2 separate regions of the Homo sapiens genome follow, and region 1 is linked to region 2. Evidence: read pairs that join two places in POLR2A ChIA-PET (ENCODE). Cell type or tissue: PC-9. All regions are shown on one strand. Each heading gives the region's core, and the rest is flanking DNA. Links, peaks and the distances in the headings are about the cores only.

Region 1 (11,346 bases), core at 2,874-5,373, 94 kb after region 2:
TTTGTATTTTTAGTGGAGACGGGGTTTCACCATCTTGGCCAGGCTGGTCCCGAACTCCTGACCTTGTGATCCACCTGCCTCGGCCTCCCAAAGTGCTGGGATTACAGGTGTGAGCCACCGCGCCCGGCCTTTATGGAAGATTTCCTTAAGAAAACAGGTAATAGGCAGGGCTAAAGAGTTGCATGCGCTTGGGGAGGAGAAGCTACAGAGGCTCATAATTTCTGATTTCTGTGTAAATTGTCCCAAGAGCTGACCTCATACTTGTAAGCACAGCACCTCCCAGGATGAGTGAGAAGGGCAGGGTTGTCAATTAGAGGAAACTTATTTAATTGTATAACTCTAGTTCAAAGCCCTCATTTATGTTTGTATACTTTGTTGAGATATTGTAACAACCTTAGATGAAAAAATTGAAATTCTTATAATGTTTCAGTGTCTTAAATGACCCTGCCCATTTGCCTGGGGTCTCTTCTCGTCTTTATCCCTGCTCCTACACACATCTGCACATGGTGTGAGTTCTTTCACCATGGGCCTGGGTTGTGCTAAAACCTTTTACATATTTTTCACCGAATCCTTGCAATAACTCTAGAAGGGAGGAATTATTATCCCAATTACTCTGTTGGAGAAGCGGAGGCTCTGAGGGGTCCTATAGTCACAGTTGGCAGAGCTGGGATTCAAACCCAGGTCTGATTCCATCCAAAACCTGCCAACTTTGTGGTCAGTATGATTTTGTCTGTGTTTTTCACTCAGTATTGTATTATAGATATTTTCCTTTATAGTTTTCGTACTTATTGTTTAAAATGAGAGCACAGAATTCCGTGAACCATTATTTGTGTAACCATTTTCTCCTCCTGGGCATTTGCACTGTCCTCGGTTTGTCACAGTTATGGACAATGCTCTAACGCACATTATGCTTAAGGCTTTTCTCCTCCCCTCTTGCCCCTCTCCTCAACCCACATGTTGGGTGACTTATTCACCTAAGTTTCTGATTCCCCTCCGGGGAGTTGCTTAAATATAGAAGGGAAGGCAGAGCCGCTCAGTGGTTCAGAGCACAGTCTTTACAGTCAGACAAAGCTTGGTTTGAAAATCAGTTCTGCTACTTCCTGGCAATATGAACTTATGCAAGTTACTTAACCTCTCTTTTGTCTCAGTTTCTTTTTCTGTAAAATGGGGATAATGTCTGTCTCACAGGATATGTTGTGAGGATTATATGAGATGACACATGCAAAGAACTTGGGGCCAGCGTATTAAATACATATTAGGCACTTGGTACTTAGAAATTGCTGGACTTGATCCACAGATGTGTTTAATTTGGTCTCCATAGTGTGAAGTTTTAAAAAATTAAATGGCCAGCACTTAAAAATTGGCAGTTTTGGCCAGGCACTGTGGCTCATGCCTGTAATCCCAGCACTTTGGGAGGCCAAGGCAGGCAGATCATGAGGTCAGGGGATCGAGACCATCCTGGCTAACATGGTGAAACCCTGTCTCTACTAAAAATACAAAAAATTAGCTGGGCGTGGTGGCGGGCGGCTGTAGTCCCAGCTACTCAGGAGGCTGAGGCAGGAGAATCACGTGAACCCGGGAGGCAGAGGTTGCAGTGAGCCAATATCGCGGCACTGCACTCCAGCCTGGGCGACAGAGCAAGACTCCATCTCAAAAAAAAAAAAAAAAAAAAAAAATCTCTAGACTCTCTTGAAACATCAGAATGTCTGGAAACATTGCACCTGCATCTTCACGTGGTTGGATAGGCTGGAGCTGAGCAGCAGCTGCCCCCTTTAGATGTGGCATGAACTACCAGGTCTTTTTTTTTTTTTTTTTTTTTTTTTTGAGACAGAGTCTTACTCTGTTGCCCAGGCTAGAGTACAGTGGTGTGGTCTCAGCTCACTGCAACCTCTCCCTCCGGGTTCAAGCGATTCTCCTGCCTCAGCCTCCTGAGTAGCTAGGAATACAGGCGTGTGCCACCACACCTGGCTAATTTTTGTATTTTTAGTAGAGATGGGGTTTCACCATATTGGCCAGGCTGGTCTCGAACTCCTGACCTTGTGATCCGCCTGCCTCGGCCTCCCAAAGTGCTGGGATTATAGGCATGAGTCACCACGCCCGGCCAACTCCCAGGTCTTTTATCTTAGGCTGGGTTACCCAAGGGCAGACCCTGAAACAGCAGAAGCTGACAAGGGAGTGAGGGAATTGGGACTGGAAAGGGGAAGAAACCAAGCAAAGGTGCAATTTCATGCAAAGGCCCTTGGAGGGTAGCTTCAGCCTGAGCCTACAGGGAACTCCAGAGTTGTCTTGGCCTGAGGCAAGGTCATTGGCTAAGGTCTACTGACTACCTGGTAGTGGTAGTAAAGGGACACAGCATAGGAGGTCTAAGGTTTGGGCTGTTGGAATTACACTGATGTTCAGAGGGGCTGACAACTGGCAGAGGGTTCTGGGTGAGGCACCGACAGTATCGGCTACATGTCATTCATTCATTTTTGCATCAGACACTTGAGTTTGCAACCCCTGCACTACTTGGTCATTATTATATGTGTGCAAATTGGGTCACAGCTGGGTCAGAGTGGCAGCAGTTCTCTGCTTGGCTAAAGGTGGGAGGGAAGGAACAACTCTCTTGCAGTGGACAGGAAAGGTGTTTTTATCTCTGTTTTCCAGATAAGGAAACTGAGTCTCAGGGAGGTCAAGAGACATGCCAAAGCACAGCTTGGAAGTGGTAAGGTGAAGAACAGAGTGCTGGTGTTCTGCTTCCTGGTTTGTCTCTCTCCCTCTGGTTTATGTCATCCAGCCCATTTCTCCCTGTACCTGGAGATGCTCCCTAAGCAAACTTTTCTGTGCAGATGCAGATTGAATACAGATGTTACAATAGGGTTAGTCCCACATAGCTGAACTCTTTCTAAAGAAAGACAGAATCGTTTGCAGAGAAAACCAGAGCTTGTTTCCTAAAAACTTCCCTGGTAGAGGGTGGGTTTTTGTCTTTTTGGCCCAAGACAGAGATGGTGGATGAAGCTTCTCCTTCAAATCTTCAAGATTTAAAGAAATTGCTCCGCCTCTTTGCCTGGAGGAATGCCGTGCTGCTCAAAACACACTTTTGGACACGGCACATTTTTCTGTCACAGTGGAAAGACCTGACTCCCTCAAAAGGGTGTTTGCAAAAAGCATCGCGTTCTCAGAATGACAAAACAGTTTTAAAAGAAAAAAACATTGTGTCAGCCCTGCAGCTTATCAATATAAAATGAAGACTAAGATTCATTTATGTGAATGGATCATTTTTTGGGGGAGGGAGTTGTTAAAAATTCATATATCTTGGCTAATGGAACCACTTCCATATCCACAATGAAAAAAATTAAAAAGGAGGCTTATAAAACCTTTCCTGGAACAACCAGAAAAGGAGTGAGTCCCTGAAAATACAAATTGGTGGTGTTATCTTTGCATATTTGCAAAATTCTTTGAACTTCTGAATAGTCTGTTGTGGACCTAGTCTGCTGTTACTTTGACACAGGGTCTTGCTCTGTTGCCCAGGATGCAGTGCAGTGGCGTGATCCTAGCTCACTATAGTCTCAAATTCCTGAGGTCAAGCACTGCTTCCACCTCTGCCTCCCAGGTAGGTAGAATTACAAGCATGTCACCACACCTGGCTAATTTTTTTTTTTTTTCTTTTTGAGTAAGTGTCTCACACTGTTGCCTAGGCTGGAGTGCAGTGGTGTGATCTTGGCTCACTGCAACCTCTGCCTCCTGGGTTCAAATGATTCTCGTGCCTCAGTCTCCCAGTAGCTGGGACTACAGGCGTGCACCACCATGCCTGGCTAATTTTGGTATTTTTAGTAGAGATGGGGTTTCGCATGTTGGCACAGGCTGGTCTCGAACTCCTGTGCCTGGCCCTAGTTATTTTTATATTAACAGTAATGACCAAGCTCTGAGAGGTTCCTTAATATTAGTAGCAAAGGTAGGATTCAAATGCAGGTCTGGATGACCCATAACACATATCGTTTTGCACTACTCGGTTTGCCTTAAATTAGCCCCTTCTTTGGAATAAAGCACCCTGTTAAGAAGACAAGTTGAAGGCCGGGCGTGGTGGTTCATGCCTATAATCCCAGCACTTTGGGAGGCCGAGGCAGGCAGATCACGAGGTCAGGAGTTCAAGACCAGCCTGGCCAACATAGTGAAACCCCGTCTCTACTAAAAATACAAAAATTAGCCAGGCATGGTGGCGCATGCCTGTAGTCCCAGCTACTTGGGAGGCTGAGGCAGTACAATAGCTTGAACCTGGGAGACGCAGGTTCTGGTGAGCCGAGATGGCGCCACTGCACTCCAGCCTAGGCAACAAGATCAAAACGCCATTTCAAAAAAAAAAGAAAAAAAAAGGCACCTTGAATGTCACATTTGTCCTCTTCAAGGTACTTGCTATCTAAGGTGGGGGTGGAGAATCCTTTATTTTACAGAAACAGTGATTAGTTCTTAAGCCTTACTTCATAGATAAGGAAACTGTGAATCAAAGAGGTCAAGTGGGGCAGGCGCGGTGGCTCACGCCTGTAATCCCAGCACTTTGGGAGGCCGAGGCAGGAGGATCACGAGGTCAGGAGATTGAGACCGTCCTGGCTAACACGGTGAAACCTCGTCTCTACTAAAAAATACAAAAAATTAGCTGGGTGTGGTGGTGGGCACCTGTAGTCCTAAGTAGCTTACTTGGGAGGCTGAGGCAGGAGTATGGTGTGAACCCGGGAGGCGGAGCTTGCAGTGAGCCGAGATTGTGCCACTGCACTCCAGCCTGGGTGACGGAGCGAAGACTCTGTCTCAAAAAAAAAAAAAAAAAAAGAGGTCAAGTGATGTGTTCAAGGTCACAGCTATGAAGTGACAAGACCTTTTTTTTTTTTGAGATAGGGTCTTGCTCTGTCACCCAGGCTGGAGTGCAGTAGCGTGATCCCCGTTCGCTGTAGCCAGCGTCAAGCTCCCAGGCTTAAGCAATCCTCCCATCTTAGCCTCCCCAGTAGTTGAGACTACAGGCACTTATCACTGTGCACCACTAATTAAAATTTTTTTTTTTTATTTAGAGATGGGGTCTATCAATGTTACCCAGGCTGGTCTCAAATTCTTGGCTTTGTGATCCTCCCACATCAGCCTCCCAAAGTGCTGGGATTACAGGCATGAACCACCACGCCCGGCCTTCACATATTTTACTTACTTCCCACTTCCCTCCTTACCTCCCTTCCCTCTTAATTTCTGGCTGGTCAGTGAGCCCAGTAGGGCTATCCTGCTGCAATCACATCTGCAGTGACAGCGTTTCCCTGCTTCACACTCTGGGCTCCCTGGTGACTGTCCTGCTATGTACGAAGTTCATTGGAGGTGCACACATTAAGGGTGAAAAAATGCTGGGACCTCCTAACATACAGGGGAGGTGGGCTAGTGAGGCCACTCTGTATTTGGGCTTTAGAGTCACCCAGCCTGGGTGTTAATCCTGGCCTGTGCCACATTGGCAGTGTGACCAAAGGTATGTTATTTAATATATCTGTGCCTCTGATTCTGTATTTGCAAAATGGGGATGAGACCAGTACTTACCTCGTAGAGATGCAGGAAGTTTTAGAAGCATTAGTTCATGACAGCCCTGGCACTGATAAGTGTTAGGGACTATTATCCAAAACAAACACAAAACATTAGGTCCTACCTTGTTAGTTTTAGAGTTAATTGATTTAATTAACTGACAATAAAAACAACTAATAATAACAATAGCTAACATGTGCCTGGCATAGTGCCAAGTACCTTTAATTATTAACTTGTTTAAAAATCTGAAGGTACAAGAGGGATATGTCTCCCTCCTACCCTGTATTATTTAGGGTTCTACAGAGAAACAGAACCAATAAGATATAGAGAGAGGCTGGGTTTGGTGGCTCACACCTGTAATCCCAGCACTTTGGGAGGCTGAGACGGGCAGATCACCTGAGGTCAAGAGTTCGAGATGATCCTGGCCAACATGGTGAAATCCCATCTCTACAAAAATTAGCCGGGCATGGTGGTGCACATCTGTAGTCCCAGCTACTCGGGAGGCTGAGGCAGGAGAATGGCTTGAACCCAGGAGGCAGAGGTTGTAGTGAGCCGAGATCACACCACTGTGGTTTAGCCTGGGTGACAGAGTGAGACTTTGTCTCAAAAAAAAAAATATGCATAGAAAGAAATTTATTATGAGGGATTGGTTCATGACATGGAAGCGGAGAAGTCCCACATTCTGCCATCTGTAAGCCGGAGAATCAGGAAAGCCGGTGGTGGAGTTCCTTTCCAAGACCAAAGGCTGGAGGAACACAGAGCAATGGTGTAAGTCCCAGTCTAAGTCTGAAGACCCCAAAACCAGGAGTGCAGATGTCTAAGGGCAGGAGAAGATGGATGTCACAGCTCCAGAAGAGAGAATTAACTCGTCCTCTGCGTTTTTATTCCATGCAGGTCCTCAACAGATTGGAGGATGCCAGTCCACCCTAGTGAGGGTGATCTTTACTCAGTCTACTGATTCAAATGCTGATGTTGGCCCCAGTACAGTGGCTCACACCTGTAATCCCAGCAATTTGGGAGGCTGAGGCGGGCGAATCGCTTGAGCCCAGGAGGTTGAGACCAGCCTGGGCAACATGGCGAAACCTCATTTTTACAAAAAATACAAAAATTAGCCAGGCGTGCTGGCGCATGCCTGTATTCCCAGCTACTCAGGAGGCTGAGGTGGGAGGATCAGTTGAGGCCGGGAAGTAAAGGCTGCGATGAGCTGTGATTGCACCACTGCATTCCGGCCTGGGTGACAGAGTGAGACCCTGTCTCAAAAAAAAAAAAAAAAAAAAAAAGCTAATGTTTTCTAGAAACACAGACACACCCAGAAAGTATTTTGCCAGCTATCTGGGCATCCCTTATCCCAGTCAAATTGACACATAAAATTAACCATCACGCCCCCATGGTTTCCTCCATGGAAGCAGCCATTATTACCAATACTCTGCGTATCTTTTCAGATATCTTCTGTGCAGACGATTATTTAAATATCTTTCTACCCCTTCAGCTTTAAATGTAAGGAAACGGGCTCAGAGAAGTCATATAGTGAATTGTAATAATAGCTCCTATTCTGTGTGTGAGGCTCTGCCCTGGGCACTGTGTGATTTTGAATCCTGGCTACAACCATGCAGCATGAGACTTATTGTGTAGAATAGATGCTCCAGGCCTCAGTTTGCCTCAGTGGGTTGACTGAGGATTAAATGAAATAATCCATGTAGAGGGGCTTCTCAGATCCTGGCACATCATAACTGCTGAGTAGGTGATGACTGCAGGGGAGGGGAGGATCCGAGGTTTTTTTTTTTTTTTTTTTTTTTGAGACGGAGTCTCGCTGTGTTGCCCAGGCTGATGCACTTAGATCCTCGGCCGGGTGCGGTGGCTCAAGCCTGTAATCCCAGCACTTTGGGAGGCCGAGGCGGGCTTATCATGAGGTCAGGAGATCGAGACCATCCTGGCTAACACAGTGAAACCCCATTTCTACTAAAAATATAAAAAATTAGCCGGGCTTGGTGGCGGGAGCCTGTAGTCCCAGCTACTCGAGAGGCTGAGGCAGGAGAATGGCGTGAACCCTGGAGGCAGAGGTTGCAGTGAGCCGAGATGACGCCACTGCACTGGGCGACAGAGCGAGACTCCGTCTCAAAAAAAAAAAAAATACTAGGAATGTAAGTGAATATTTATTTCAAGTGAGAAACAGAGCTCTAACAATTTACACATTTTATCTTTTTTTTTTCTTTTTAAAAGTTTTTTTTTTTTTTGGCTGGGACCGGTGGCTCATGCTTGTAATTCTAGCACTTTGGGAGGCCGAGGCAGGCAGATCAACTGAGGTCAGGAGTTCAAGATGAGCCTGGCCAACATGGTGAGACCCTGCCTCTACTAAAAATGCAAAACTTAGCCAGGTGTGGTTGTGTACACCTGTAATTCCAGCTACTTGAGAGGCTGAGGCAGGAGAATCATTTGAACCTGGGAGGCGGAGTTTGCCATGAGCAGAGATTACACCATTGCACTCTGGCCTGGGCGACAAGAGACTGTCTCAAAAAACAAAATTTTTTTTTTTTTCTTTTGTAGAAATGGAACCTTGCTATATTGCCTGGGTTGGTCTCAAACTACTGGGCTCAAGCATTCCTCCCACCTCAGCTTCCCAAAGTGTCCGGGCCAGTTTACACATTTTAAAAGCCAACAAATACCTCAAACACTACACACTCCAGAAGAATAATAGGACATTTTTTCTTAATTTACTGCCTGACACACTTCTGTAGCACTTTTTATTCCTATATTATCCAGCTTCATACTCTTTGATCACTTCTTCATATGATAATGATTTTCTAAAATAATTTTCTGTAGAGCGAATAAAAGATAATTCAGTCTTTTCTCTAGCATGGGTGATCAAAATTTGCTTTTAGTTATTGATAGTCTAGACGCAAAAAATAAAGACATTCATAGACACAAACACTGTCTGTAGTATTACTACGTGTTTGTGTCTCTCAGAGGAATTTTAGTAAATTCAGTTTTGTGTTATTCCCACCAAAAATGAAAAAAGAATCTAAGGTGGGCCAGGCGTGGTGGCTCACGCTTGTAATCCCAGCACTTTGGGAGGCTGAGGCAGGTGGATCATGAGGTCAGGAGATCGAGACCATCCTGGCTAACACGGTGAAACCCCGTCTCTACTAAAAATACAAAAAATTAGCCGGGCGTGGTGGTAGGCACCTATAGTCCCAGCTACTCAGGAGGCTGAGGCAGGAGAATGGCGTGAACCCGGGAGGCGGAGGTTGCAGTGAGCCGAGATCGTGCCACTGCACTCCAGCCTGGGCGACGGTGCGAGAGTCTGTCTCAAAAAAAAAAAAAAAAGAATATGAGGTGCATTACAATTAAATGCACGTGTTAATAGAGTGTATTTCTTTTTTATTGTTATTATTTATTGAGGCAGAGTCAGGCTGGTCTTGCACTCCTGACCCCAAGTATTCCATCCACCTCGGCTTCCCAAAGTGCTGGGATGACAGGTGTGAGCCACCAAGCCTGGCCTAGTGGAGTATATTTCTGACAGACGAGAACTTCCATTTTGATTGACTCTTCACCTATTTTTCATGTCTAATAACGGGAAGCATTTTTCACAGGCGAGCATCTAACTATATACATTTTAAACCTTCCTTCTTCCCCACCACATCCTTCAGGATTGGGCCCTGTAGGATGTGTTCATATGGTGATACAACTTCTGATGAGGTGTCAGGACCTTGGTGGGGGGTACTTGCTACTGGAGTTTTACTGGGAGCTGTTCCTACCCTGGGAGGGTTAGCAATACTCAGCTTAATGATCTGCTAAACTCAATGTACCAGCGACTCAACTCCCATGTGCGTGCATCCCTGAATGCCCGTGGCCACTCTTAACGTCACACAACAGGAAGGGAGAAGGGGCAGAAGGGAGACTGGAGTGGAGAGAGATGGAGGTCTTTCCACTTGTGGTTAAAAGACTTGATGCTGGCAAATGTTAGAGAAACCAAAGACCATCCGATGGATGCTTTTCTTTCCGGGCCCTTTGCAAGACCTTGGAAGGGGCTGATCCAAGCAGGGATCCTGAAGCTTCAGCTGTGTTAGCCTCACGGTGGACCTGGTTAGTTATCACTTATATTCATGGTTCAGGGCAGTGTCATTTGAGAGCGAGCCGTGGAGCCCACTCAGGAGCTGCAGGCCTCGCTGGCATGTTAACATGCTCCATAAACCTTGGTTCCTCAGCAGGAAGCATGACACTATTAATAGTCTCCACCTCACTGGGAATATAAAGTCCACGAGGGCAGGCACTGGTCTGCTTATTGCTGTGTCCTTGGTGTATAGAACCCATGGGCCGCACTGAACATATGGTATGCTAGGTGTTGGGTGGCTACCCCCAAACTCTCAGAGAAAAGGAAACTGAGGCACAATGAGCTTACATACCTTCACTTGAAGCCAGACGTGTCCAGCTCCAAATTCCTTTTCCTGTACAACATGCTGCCCCTAGTCAACTGGATGGAGATCCGGGGTCTCGGCCTCCTTTCCTTCCTGCATATTCTCCCATGCAAACTGAACAAGCAGGGGAAACTTAGCCCACCTCTGAGTTCCTGAGATCATCATCTGAGTTATTCTCTCCCTTATGGATCTGAGAAGGAGTCCCTGGGATTTGTTCTGATCCATGGAATACATTGTTCTAGAGACTCTTTGGACTCCAACCTGAGTCCCTGGGAATGATGTGAGGTAGGAGATGTGGAAGAACAAAAATGAATGGTTTTGAGCCATAAAATAGTGAGCCTGAAAAACGAGTTTGGAAGATGAATGGCTTTGGGGCTTCTGGAACTTAGCAGGGGCTATCCTGGGAATTACTGACATTTCTGCCTCAGACCTCTGGGAGGCCACTGGTAAACCAGAGGCCACCCCCCTCCCTTCACAGGTCCATTGGATTCGAAGGGGTCCTCACACGAAGCAGGAAGTCACCCTGTATCTCAGAACTGTGGAGATCTCAGTCCGTGGTCATCTTGTCATACATGACATGGCAGGAGCCATGGTCCAGGGAACCAGGTGGCTGCCAACTTGCAGAACAGGCGACAAAACCCCAGCCTGGACCCCCAGACCATGCACTTCTCCCTTTGCCCTGCTTCTCCTCTGCCTGGTACAGGTTTCCAGCCAAGCTCTGCACCGGCTTCTATGTCTGTTTGTTTTCCTTAGAAGCTTCCTATAGAAAGCACCAGGTAAGGCTGAAGATGCTCACTTCCCCCTGTTGTTTAACAACGCAACTGGGATTTTGCAGCCTCTGCTTCCAGCCTAATTCTCCATTGAGCCCTGGGATAATATTTACACACAAATGCTGGCTCTAATCTCCACCCAGGAAAACACTAGCTGCTATTGAAAATCTTTTCACCCGTGATAGAAAGCAGAGCGGCCAGGCCTCACGCAGGCACCCTCGAGCTTCTCTGGAGAGTGTTAGGGAACAGCAAGTGTGTTTTATTTATATTTTTTTAAAGTCATCCCAGGGCTGTGTCCAGGCAACTGAGGGCCTGTCAAAGAACCGAATGTCTAATTCCCTTTAGAAAAAACAAAGGGATTAGGTGTCCCTGGGACTTTAACAAATGCATTGTTGGTGGTTTTGATTTAGGTTTCATTTAGGGAAGGCAAGTGCAGAAACGAGGATGCCAAAGATCCAGGCTACCAGTGTTGCGAAGATGCCTGGAGACAGGCATGCATAAAATGTTGGCGGGGATGTAAATTAGTGCAGCCTTTTGGAGGGAAATTTGGCAACATCTTTCATAAAAAATGAGCGTGACCTTTGATGCAGTAATTTCATGCTTTGTAAACTACACTACGTTAATAGTTGCACGTG
Region 2 (11,346 bases), core at 2,994-5,493:
ATAGTTATGTTCAAGTGGATTAGGTACATTGTGGATTATGCTGCGAATTTTAATTTTTGGCTGACCTCTCCCATCAGGCCATTAGAGGTGTGCCTACAGTCTTAGCTTAAGAATACCCCAAATGCAATTCAACAATAACTCTGCTATGGAGAAGAAATCTGATAAAATGGTCCAAAGTCAGATAGACATCACTTTGAAATTTTCACTGCTGGTCCCCTCCATTAACATGACACTTGAAATTTGTTCGATAAGTAACACTTTGCAAGGCACTGCCACAATGCTTCTCTGTTGAAAATTCCTTTCCACTGAGCATCACTCTGTCTTATTTTTATTTTTTAATAGAGACCACTGCAATGGGGTCTTGCAGTGGGGGAGAAAGAGAGGACTCAACTTCCTTACTCTGTCTTTTTAGAAAGAGTACCTGGGCTGGGTGCAGTGGCTCAGGTCTATAATCCCAGCACTTTCGGAGGCCAAGGCAGGAGGATTGCTTGGGCCCTGGAGTTTGAGACCAGCCTGGGCAACACAGTGAGACTCCATCTCTACAAATATAAAAAATTGGCTGGGTGTGGTGGCTCATGCCTGTAGTTCCAGTTACTCAGGAGGCTAAGGTGGGAGCATAGCTTGAGCCTGGGAGGTTGAAGCTGCAGTGAGCTGTGATTGTGCCACTGCACTCCAGCCTGAGTGACAAAGTAAGACCCTGTGAAAAAAAAGAAAAGAAAAGAAAGAAAGAGAAAGAGACAGAGAGTGAGCAGCTGGTCTCCTTTGGGTCTCTAGGCCTTCATGGCACAGGCTCTATAGCAAAATATTATAATAATGACAATTTAAAAAGAGGGAGAGGGAGAGAGTATTTTATTACTCAGGAAACTGAAGCCCTAGAAAGTAAAGGTTCTTGTTTATTGATGGGTGGCTAACAAGCAACTAAGCCAGGATTAGAACACAGAGTTGCTCCCTTTTTTCCTCCCTAGTTCTGCTAAGTGAGAAGAATCAAAGATAGTCCTGAACTTCCATTGGATAGTCATGATGAAGTCTAGGAAATAAATGGTTTCTGTGGTCCAGGAATGTTTTCGTTCTCTTATGTGATTGCAGTCACATATTAGTGAGGGCTGCAGTCATCTGAAAGCTTGACTGAGACTGGAGGGTTTGACATGGCTGACTCCCATACCTTAAAGTTGGTGGTGGCTTAGGGCTCCTATATGAGTTACCTCATGCTGTGTAACAAATTACTCCTGAATTTAAAGACTTAATGATATGGTTTGACTGTGTCCCCACCCAAATCTCACCTTGAATCGTAGTAATCCCCACATGTCAAGGGCAGGGCCAGGTGGAGATAATTGAATCATGGGGGCGTTTTCCCCCATACTGTTCTCATGGTAGGGAATAAGTCTTGTGAGATCTAATGGTTTTATAAATGGGAGTTCGCCTGCACAAGTTCTCTTGCCTGCCGCCATGTAAGACGTGACTTTCCTCCTCCTCTGCCTTCCACCATGGTTGTGAGGCCTCCCCAGCCATGTGGAACTGTGAGTCCATTAAACTTCTTTCCTTTATAAGTTACCCAGACTCAGGTATGTCTTTATTAGCAGTGTGAGAACAGACTAATACACTTAAAAACAATAATTTTTTAAAATAAAAAACAGGATGAGGGTATGGGTAGGTTGATTGCAAGATAAAACCTTTCTAGGGCTGGGCACGGTGGGTTCACACCTGTAATCCCAGCACTTTGGGAGGCCAAGGCAGGCAGATCGCTTGTGCTCAGGAGTTTGAGACCAGCCTGGGCAACATGGTGAAACCTCATCTCTACTAAAAATACAAAAAATAGCCAGACATGGTGGCATATGCTTATAGTCCCAGCTACTCAAGAGGCTGAGGCAGGAGGATTGTTTGAACCCAGGAGGCAGAGGTTGCAGTGAGCCAAGATTGTGCCATTGCATTCCAACCTGGGAGACAGAGTGAGACCCTGTATCAAAAAAAAAAAAAAAAAAATTTCTAGGAGACGCCCTGGGTACCTCTAAAGGCACCAACAGCACCAAATGCTGATAAGGATGCAGAGTAACAGGAACTTTCATTCATTGCTGCTGGGAATGCAAAATGATACAGCCCCCTTGGAAGACAGCGTGGCGGTTTCTTACATAACTAAACCTACTCTTACCATATGATCAATTGCACTCTTTAGTATTTACCCAAAGGAGTTAAAAACTGATTTCTGTACAAAAACCTGAACAGGAATATTTATAGCAGATTTATTTATAATTGCCAAAGCTTGGAAGCAACCAAGATGTCTTTAAACAGGTGAATAGACAAACTGTGGTTCGTCCACAATGTAATACTATTCAGAGCTAAAAAGAAATGAGCTATCAAGCCATGAAAAGACACAGAGGAAACTTAAATATATATTGATAAGTGAAAGAAGTCAATCTGAAAAAGCTGCCTACTATATGTTTCTAACTATATGACATTCTGGAAAAGGAAAAGCTATGGAAACAGTACAAGATCAGTCAGTGGTTGCCAGAGTTTACTGGGGAGGGAAGGAAGGATGAATAAGAGGAATGCACGGGATTTTTAGGGCAGTGGAAAGATTCTGTATGATACTGTAATGGTGGATCCAAGTCCTTACACATTTGTCAAAAGTCATAGAAGGTGCAACACAGAGTGAAGCCTAATGTAAACTATGGACTTTGGTAAGTAATAATTTATGAATATGGGCTCATCAATTGTAACACATACACTGCACTAATGCAAGAGGTTAATAATGGAGGAAACTGTGAGAGAGAGAAAAAAGCTTATATGGAAACTCTGTACTTTCTGCTTAAGTTTTCTGTAAATCCAAAACTGCTGTAAAAAATAAAGTCCCAGCCCTGGCAACATAGTAAGACCTCACCTCTACACAAATTTGAAAAATTAGCTGGGTATAGTGGCATGCGCCCGTAGTCCCAGCTATCTGGGAGGCTGAGGTGGGAGGATCACTTGAGCCTGGGAGGTTGAGGCTGCAGTGAGCTGTGATCACACCACTGCACTTCAGCCTGGGCAACAAGGTGAGACCCTGTCTCAACTCAATAACTCAGTAAATAACTCAATAAATAAGTCTATTAATTTTTAAAAGGATGGGGGCATGTGGTAGGTTGGTAGGTTTCCGACAAAACCTTTCTAGGAAACATAGCCCAGATGTCACTGAGGACTTTGTGCCACACATTCTCTAAACAAATCAATCTAGAGGCAAAGATGCTCTAAGGATAATGATGTACTTGGGATAATATAATATCTGCAACCTCCTGAAATGCAGGCCTGGCTTGGGTGACTTTGAGGTTGACTGAAGATTATTATTTTATTTATTTATTTATTTATTTTTGATACGGAGTCTCTCTCTGTTGCCCAGGCTGGAGTGCAGTGGTGCAATCTCGGCCCACTGCAAGCTCCGCCTCCTGGGTTCATGCCATTCTCCTGCCTCAGCCTCCTGAGCAGCTGGGACTACAGGTGCCTGCCACAACGCCCAGCTAATTTTTTGTATTTTTAGTAGAGATGGGGTTTCACTGTGTTAGCCAGGATGGTCTCAATCTCCTGACCTCGTGATCTGCCCGCCTCGGCTTCCCAAAGTGCTGAGATTACAGGCATGAGCCACCGCGCCTGGCCAGATTATATTTTTAATACATTTGAGCCATTCATCTTTATAAGTTTTGTCTTCCTTTCTCTCTCCCCTCTGTTTATTGTCATTATTATAATATTTTGCTATGGAACCTGTGCCACGAAGGCCCAGAGACCCAAAGGAGACCAGGCACTCTTTCTAAAAAGACAGTGAGGCTGGGCACAGTCACTCATGCCTGTAATCCCAGCACTTTGGGAGGCCGAGGTTAGCAGATCACTGGAAGTCAGGTGTTCGAGACCAGCCTGGCCAATATGGTGAAACGCTGTCTCTACTAATAATACAAAAATTAGCCGGGCATGGTGGTGGAGGCCTTTAATCCCAGCTACTCAGGAGGCTGAGGCAGGAGAATCACCTGAACCCGGGAGTTGGAGGTTGCAGTGAGCTGAGATCTCGCCACTGCACTCCAGCCTGGGTGACAGAGAGAGACTCCATCTCAAAAAAAACAAAAAAAAGAAAGAAAAAAAAGAGTGAGGGAATTGAGTCCACTCTTTCTCCCTCACTGCAAGACCCCATTGCAATGGTCCCTATTAAAATAAATAAATATAAATAAATAGAGTGAGTCACGCTAAATGAAAAAGAATTTTCAACAGAGGAGCATTGTTGAACAAAGCTAGTATCGGTAGCCCCAGTCCCACACCTACCTTAATGACTCACTCCATCACCTTTAGATTGGAAGTACAGCTGAGGGCACTCAGCCCACAGAGATTCCTGGGAAGGCAGACGATACCTCAGATAACCTAACTGGCTACCAACAGCTGGCACTGCCCCATGTAAACCTCAGGGAGGAACTGCACCTGGCTGTGGCATCAGGATCAGTCCTTGGCTGGGGCAGAAATAAAGTCCTTGGCTGGGGCAGACATGTTGCTCAGTGGTTTATGAGTCTTACACATTTGTAACTGAATATATCCTAACATGGTGAAGAAAGAAATATAGCTGGCCGCGGTGGCTCACGCCTGTAATCCCAACACTCTGGGAGGCCGAGGCAGGCAGATCACCTGAGGTTGGGAGTTTGAGACCAGCCTGACCAATATGGAGAAACCCTGTATCTACTAAAAATACAAAAATTAGCCGGGCATGGTGGCACATGCCTGTAATCCCAGCTACTCGGGAGGCTGAGGTAGGAGAATCGCTTGAACCCAGGAGGTGGAGGTTGCGATGAGCCGAGATGGCGCCATTGCACTCCAGGCTGGGCAACAAGAGCAAAACTCTGTCTCCAAAGAAAAAAAATAAAATAAAATAATATATATATAGATATAGATATATATTATATATATAATATATAATAGATTATATATTATATATATTATATATTATATTAAATAATATATATATTATATATAATATATATTATATATTATATATAATTATATATAATATATATTATATATAATATATATTATTCTGTTCTATATAAATATATATAATATATTATATAAATTATATATAATATATATTATATATAATTTATATATAGAATATATAAATTATATATAAATTATATATTATATAAATTATATATAACATATATAATATATATATATATATATATATATATATAGAACAGAATAAGAAAAGTCCTGAGTGACATTTCTTTTTTTTGACATAGGGTCTCACTCTGTTGCCCAGTCTGGAGTGCAGTGGCTTGATCAAAACTCACTGCAGCCTCAAACGTCTCAGCTCAAGAAATCCTCCCACCTCAGCCTCCCGAATAGCTGGGATCGCAGTTGTGCGCCACCACACCTAGCTAATTTTTAATTTTTTTGTAGCGATGGGGTCTCACTATGTTGCCCAGGCTGGTTTCAAACCCCTGGGCTCAAGTGATCCTCCCACCTGGGCCACCCAAAGTGCTGGGATTACAGGCATGAGCCACATACCTGTACGTGGGTGATATTCTGAATGTCTGCAAGCAGGTCAAAGAAACACAAACAAGCTGACTATGTGTAAGTGGCCAAGGGTTTAGGGAAAACCAGTGTGTGCAAGCAACAGAGCTCTTGGAAGCTCCCTGGCAACTGAACCCCCATAGATGCTTGGGGATCTCTCCACTGTAAGAATCCTGATGGAAGGACCTACTTCTCACTATAGAAGCCCATCCTTCCCTTCTGGAGGTTATGATGAGGCCAAGTGATTGATGCTGCCACTGGGACTCAGGGCCTAGGACTGGTGATGCAGAGAAGCAGGAAAAGAGAATTCATCCTGGGTAGTGGCAGCCATGAGCAGCTGTCAACAGAAGCAAAGCTGGTGCCAGCATCCAGTGGTGTTGTGATGACACTGGTATCCTCACCAGGTGGGGACTGGGGTCCATTTCCCTTGATTCTTGCTTGTTTTCCAAGTTTAATTCTTTACTTTTCTAGCAATTCTGTGGGCTACCTTGTAACCCCTAAACAAATCCTTTTTCTGCTAAACCAGTCAGAGTTGTTTTCTGATCCTAGTGAGGATCCCAACTGACTAGGCAAGGTGGGTGGTCAGTACTGCTAAGAAGAGGACTAGTCAAGACTGATCCGGGTAGAAGGCTGTAAAGGTCTCCTGAAAAGAAACTGCCTACATGTCAAGTGCAAGGGATCTGGGGACAGACCTTCCTGGATTGAACCCCAACTCTGTCATTTGCTGCCTGAGTGACCTTGGGCAAGTGATTTAACCTCTCTGAGCCTCAGTTTCATCTGTAAGAGGGGTTTGACCATAGGACCTACTCCTCATACATCCCTATCACTGATGAGATGATTGAATTAGATGACACAAGTGGAGTTCTAGTTCAGATTCTGGCACAAAGCTGGTCTTTAGGGAATGGTAGTTATTGTAACTAACTTTAGCTCAAGAGGTGAGCTTCCTGACAGGGGACTCCATTGCAACCTTTCTTGAATCTATTCATCCTCCCTCTTTGTTCTTCATTCACAGCAGGAAGGGAAAAATTCCTGATGTGCAGTGGGAGAAATTTAAGTTGGATCCAGGCAGACATGTGCTGGTAAATGTTTAACAACCAGCTCTACAGGAAAATAAAAGCACTGATCCGCGGCATTTGCGGATTTCCACCCCTCCATGGCTGATTTCAAACAACCAACATGATGTTGCTGAACAATGGAGTTGGGACAAGATGTGTGCAGTTGGCTCTTATGAGCCAGCACCAGTACACCACTGGACTCAGGGGAGGATACCTTTAAAATACTAGGGAGTGGGGAAAAACAGGTGGTTCCTAAGTTCTGAGGAAGACTGTCAAAAGAAATTCCTCAAGTACTGTTGAGAGGATGGGGGATGAACTCACATTATGCTTTGACTTAAAACTCCAGAGTTCTCTTTAAATGATAGCCTTTAAATCCTCCCTCCTGCTCCCACATACAGCCAGTCAGGTCTCTGGCTCTATTTCTTCCTTAAAATATCCCCTGCAGGCCGGGCATAGTGGCTCATGCCTGCAATCCCAGCACTTTGGGAGGCTGATACGGGTGGATCACTTGAGGTCAGGCAGATCTTGAAAGACCAGCCTGGCCAACATGGTGAAACCCCGTCTCTACTAAAAATACAAAAATTGGCTGGGCGTGGCAGCATGTACCTGTAATTCCAGCTACTGGGAGGCTGAGGCAGGAGAATTGCTTGAACCCTGGAGGAGGAGGTTGCAGTGAGCCTAGATCATGCCACTGCACTCCAGCCTGGGCAACAGAGTGACACTGTGTCTCAAATAAAAAAAAAAAAAAAGGGAAAAAGAAAGAAATAAAATATCCCCTGCATCCATCCATCTCTTTCACTTCATGGCCCGCATGGCCACCCCAGCCCATGGGCTCAGACTGTCAACTCTGAAATACTGCTCCTTGTCCCTGCCCCTTCCCACCCATTCTGTACTAGAATGGACCAGCCATGCCACCCCTAAGCCAGCATTCATTGCATCATCCTCATTCCAGCTTCACTGCCATATGGTTCCAGGCTTGCTGTCCCATTCATTGTAAGTGCTGCTGCCTGGCTGTCCCAGCTTTCACCTGGCCCCTCAGTCTGGAAGTGGTCTATGTGTGAATCTCAGATTTCCTGCTTACTAGTGATATGCTCTTGGGAAAATTACAGAACACTTTCTGAGCCTTCACTTCCTTACCTCTAAAATAGTGATAATGAAAGAACTTTCTTAGGGATGTTTCAAAGGTCAAACAAAATAGTTCTAAAAAAGGCTTGGTAAAATACCTGGCCCCATTGTAAATGCGGAATTGAATATTGGCTCAATGACGACTCTGATGATAAGTACTGCTAGTACTAACGGTAAATGGTAGCTAGTTGAAGGATGATTTTCCTCCTACCTGAATTCTACCCCACTCTCCTTTGCTAGTCCAATGCCACTTTTCTTTTGGCTTTAGTTCTATTTTTTCTGATATACTTTTTCTCTGCACTCATTAGCTCCTTTTTCTCTGAGCTTCTGAAGCAATTACACCCTGCAGTGGAATATTTAATTCAATATTGCCCCTGACTATTCCCTGTTGATGTCAACCTTGTCTTCCTGGCTCATCTTTTTCAGCTTGCAGGGAGCAGCCTGTCTCTATCATCTTCTCCCCTGGAGGGTCTTGGATCAGCAGCCTCACACCAGCAGCCAAAGCGGCTGTGGCTGTGAATGGTACTGAGCTGTGCCTGGTATTTTGCCTGCACCATCTCATTTTATTTTTTTTCATTGAGCCAAGATTTATTGAGCACCAGCTATATACTGGGCACTGAGGCTACACAGTGAATAAGACAAGAGCCTCTGTCTTCCAGGAGCTCACAGTGTAGCCAGAGGAGCTAACCCTGAACACAAAATTACCTAAACCAATGTCCAAAGATGGACCATGCCCAAGAGCTGTGGAGGGGAAAAGAGGGTATTCCAAGAGGTTAGAGCAGGGGCCTGATTCAAAGAGGGGCAGGGGTCTAGGCAGGAGTTACTGAGGGGAAGAGATTTCCCAGGAAGCTCATATTCTGGGGGCCGAGTGGAATGGCTGAGTGCTGAGGACCTGAGATAGGCCCAAGCAGCTGGAGGGGCAAGCAGGAGGGAGAGCAGCCCGCAGTGACGGGCAGGCAGGCAGGGCCAGGGCCTGCAGGGCTTCCCAGGTGGGTTGGGTATTTGGGTCTCTATCCTAAAGTTGGCAAGCATTTAATTCTCAGAGATCTTAGGCAGTAGCATCCATTATCAGCTCCATTTCATAGCAGAGGAAATTGAGACCCAGAGAGATGAAGTCACTTGCCTAGGGTCACACGGCTAGTCACTAGTCAGCCACAAAGCAAAGGCCAGCGTTGCCAAACACACCGCCTGCTGAGTGATTGATGGCAGCACTGACCACTGTGAGCCTGCCCAGCCGGCCTTCCCACGGGCTATCTGGAACGCACCCTCTAATTGGAGCTTTCCTCCAAGCAGGGCCAGCCTGAGGCCCTCTCAGAAGCACTGAACCAGTTTGGTGGGAGTAGAGATGTCAGCGGTTCTGATGTCATGACTGGCTTTGAAGAGCTCAGCTCCCACTGCTGCTTCCATTCCCAGCCCCTGGGGACTGCAGTGAAACTCTCTGGGTTGTGTTTTGTTTTCCCCAGAAGTCTGGGGCCAGGGTACTGAGAAAGGGAGGAGGGTGGTTTATGGTGAGCCGTGTGATTTTTCAGGATTTAGCTGGGACATTCTTGGCCCAGAAGCCAATACTGGTACAAAGAGACCTGAGGAAGCGCCACATCCTGGTTCTCCGGGAGACAGGATGTGCTCAGGAATCTGTGAAATAGGCTGTATTTGTCTCTCAACTCCTCTGAGTCCCCTTTCGTCTAAGGCCTCCTTCCTTTCTTAGCGAGTCCCCAGGGAGATTTGGTCTGGAGCCCTTTCCTTGTGCCTCCCTGGGGCCTCAGCCTTCCCAGCCAGGCCTCCAGAGGGCCCCTCCCCAGACATTAACGATGCTACTAGGTGATAATGACACCTCCAGGGTCAGACCCCAGGCGGCAGGAATTTCAGGCACCAAATGGAGGTGGCTTTTTGGCCCCCCTCGAGTCAACCTGTCACTCTGAGGAGAGAATTCTTTTTATTTCCAGAGTCTTCGACGGTAGGCAGATTTATTTTCATCCAACATTAAAACCCCTCGGTTTGTGGAGAGGAAGGAGCTTGAAGCTCAGTGTGCCAGAGGGGCCAACGGAGCAGGGAGAGATGGGAAGAAAATGAGAAAAGTAACCCTCTTGCCTGGCGTCCTGCCAGGGAAAGTCCTCTGCTCAACCCTGATCCTGGCCCTTCTGGCACGGCATGACCAGAGGCCCTGGGTCAGGCTGCCCTTTATGGCCTTCCCATGGCCCTTCCTTCCAGCCACTTGACCAAATGCCCCTGCATGCGAGGGGGGTGCGCTGCTCTCCAGCTGGTTTGCCAAGGACCCCTACTCCCACCTCCCTCCATAAAAAACTCAGCACCTCTGGGGCCAGAAGAGGACGTGCAGCAAATTCCCACCAACAATTTTGTCTGAGGGACAGGAAGGTTTGCTGACTTGTCGCCCTAAGGATTCGCTCTTTGCTTTTCCTTTTGCAGTTTGGAATCTATCTGTTCGCAGCTTCCCTTTGGCTGCACCATGTTGTGGGTCTTAGGCTCCATCAGCATTTGGTCAGGACAAGTTGGCCCATGGTTTCTCTGATGCAGAAATGGTGTCAACAGGTCCCAGGAGCCAGCGATCTGAGCCTGCACACACACACACACACCCCCACACCCACCCATCCCCGCAAACAATGCCTTCAGCTCACCCTGACCTCCCTGTCTTCTTTGTATCCTTCCTGACTTTTTCTGTCCTCTTTACCCCACTCTAGCTCAGGGCCTTCCTGGCTAATCTCTGACCTGTACTCTGCCTCTCTAATCCATCCTGTAAATGGCTAGCACATTAATTTTCCTAATAATAATTATAGCTAACATTTGGTGAGTGTGTTCTGTGAGTCCGGTGTACCAGAAACTTGCATTAAGTTGTTGAGTATTATATCCATTTTGTAGTTGAGGAAACAGACAGGTTGAGTAATTTGCCTAAAGTCAGATAGCTAATAAGTGGCAGTACTGGGATTTGAACAAAGTCAGTCTGGATGCAGAGCCTGCGTGCTGATCATCACTAACGCTGAATTTCTTTTTAAACCCTTTTCTAAGTGTTTATGATGAATAAAGCATTAGGCCAGGTACTGAGGCCATTTAAACATGAGTAAGATTAAACTTGCTTCCTCCTGCAGTTCTGGCCCCAGGGAGTTGACTTGTCTGGGAAGACGAGTAAGACGAGTCCAGAAACGGCCTATGCAGGAGAGGGTAGAGAACCTTTCACAGAGAATGTGCACACAGAAGGCCTTTCCTACAGAGGATGGAGAAACCACATCTGGTTTGTGAGAATCAAAAGTTGGCCGGCATGGTGGCTCATGCCTGTAAACCCAGCACTTTGAGAGGCTGGGCAGATCACTTGAAGCCAGGAGTTTGAGACAAGCCAGGAGTTTGAGACAAGCCGGGCCAAGAAAGCGAAACCCCATCTCTACTAAAAATACAAAAAAGTTGACTGGGCGCGGTGGCTCATGCTTGTAATCCCAGCACTTTGGGAGGCCAAGGCGAGCGGATCACGAGGTCAAGAAATCAAGACCATCCTAGCTAACATGGTGAAACCCCATCTCTACTAAAAATACAAAAATTCAGCCAGGCATGGTGGCATGCACCTGTAATCCCAGCTACTCAGGAGGCTGAGGCAGGAGAATCACTTGAACCCGGGAGGCGGAGGTTGCAGTGAGCTGAGATC

Evidence for each region. ChIA-PET counts read pairs that join two places held together with the same protein. Peaks named below come from ENCODE experiments on the same cell type or tissue, not always from the same donor. Only the 100,000 strongest peaks of a DNase experiment are listed, where the experiment ranks them.
Region 1: POLR2A ChIA-PET joins it to region 2 with 5 read pairs; 5 of 35 experiments call an interaction of 5 or more read pairs at or near these places.

Annotation. Positions count from the first base shown.
Region 1 is chr5:142,365,183-142,376,528 of GRCh38, forward strand. All of the region lies in intron 3 of SPRY4-AS1 (SPRY4 antisense RNA 1), which reads left to right. Among named protein-coding and RNA genes, the nearest start is that of SPRY4-AS1, 46 kb to the left of the region's middle. In PC-9, for the core only: no CTCF peak of the experiment used is centred there; no DNase peak of the experiment used is centred there.
Region 2 is chr5:142,271,351-142,282,696 of GRCh38, forward strand. No RefSeq gene overlaps it. Among named protein-coding and RNA genes, the nearest start is that of SPRY4-IT1, 41 kb to the right of the region's middle. RefSeq lists enhancers at 8,123-8,689, 8,690-9,256. In PC-9, for the core only: no CTCF peak of the experiment used is centred there; a DNase peak (open chromatin) is centred at 4,281.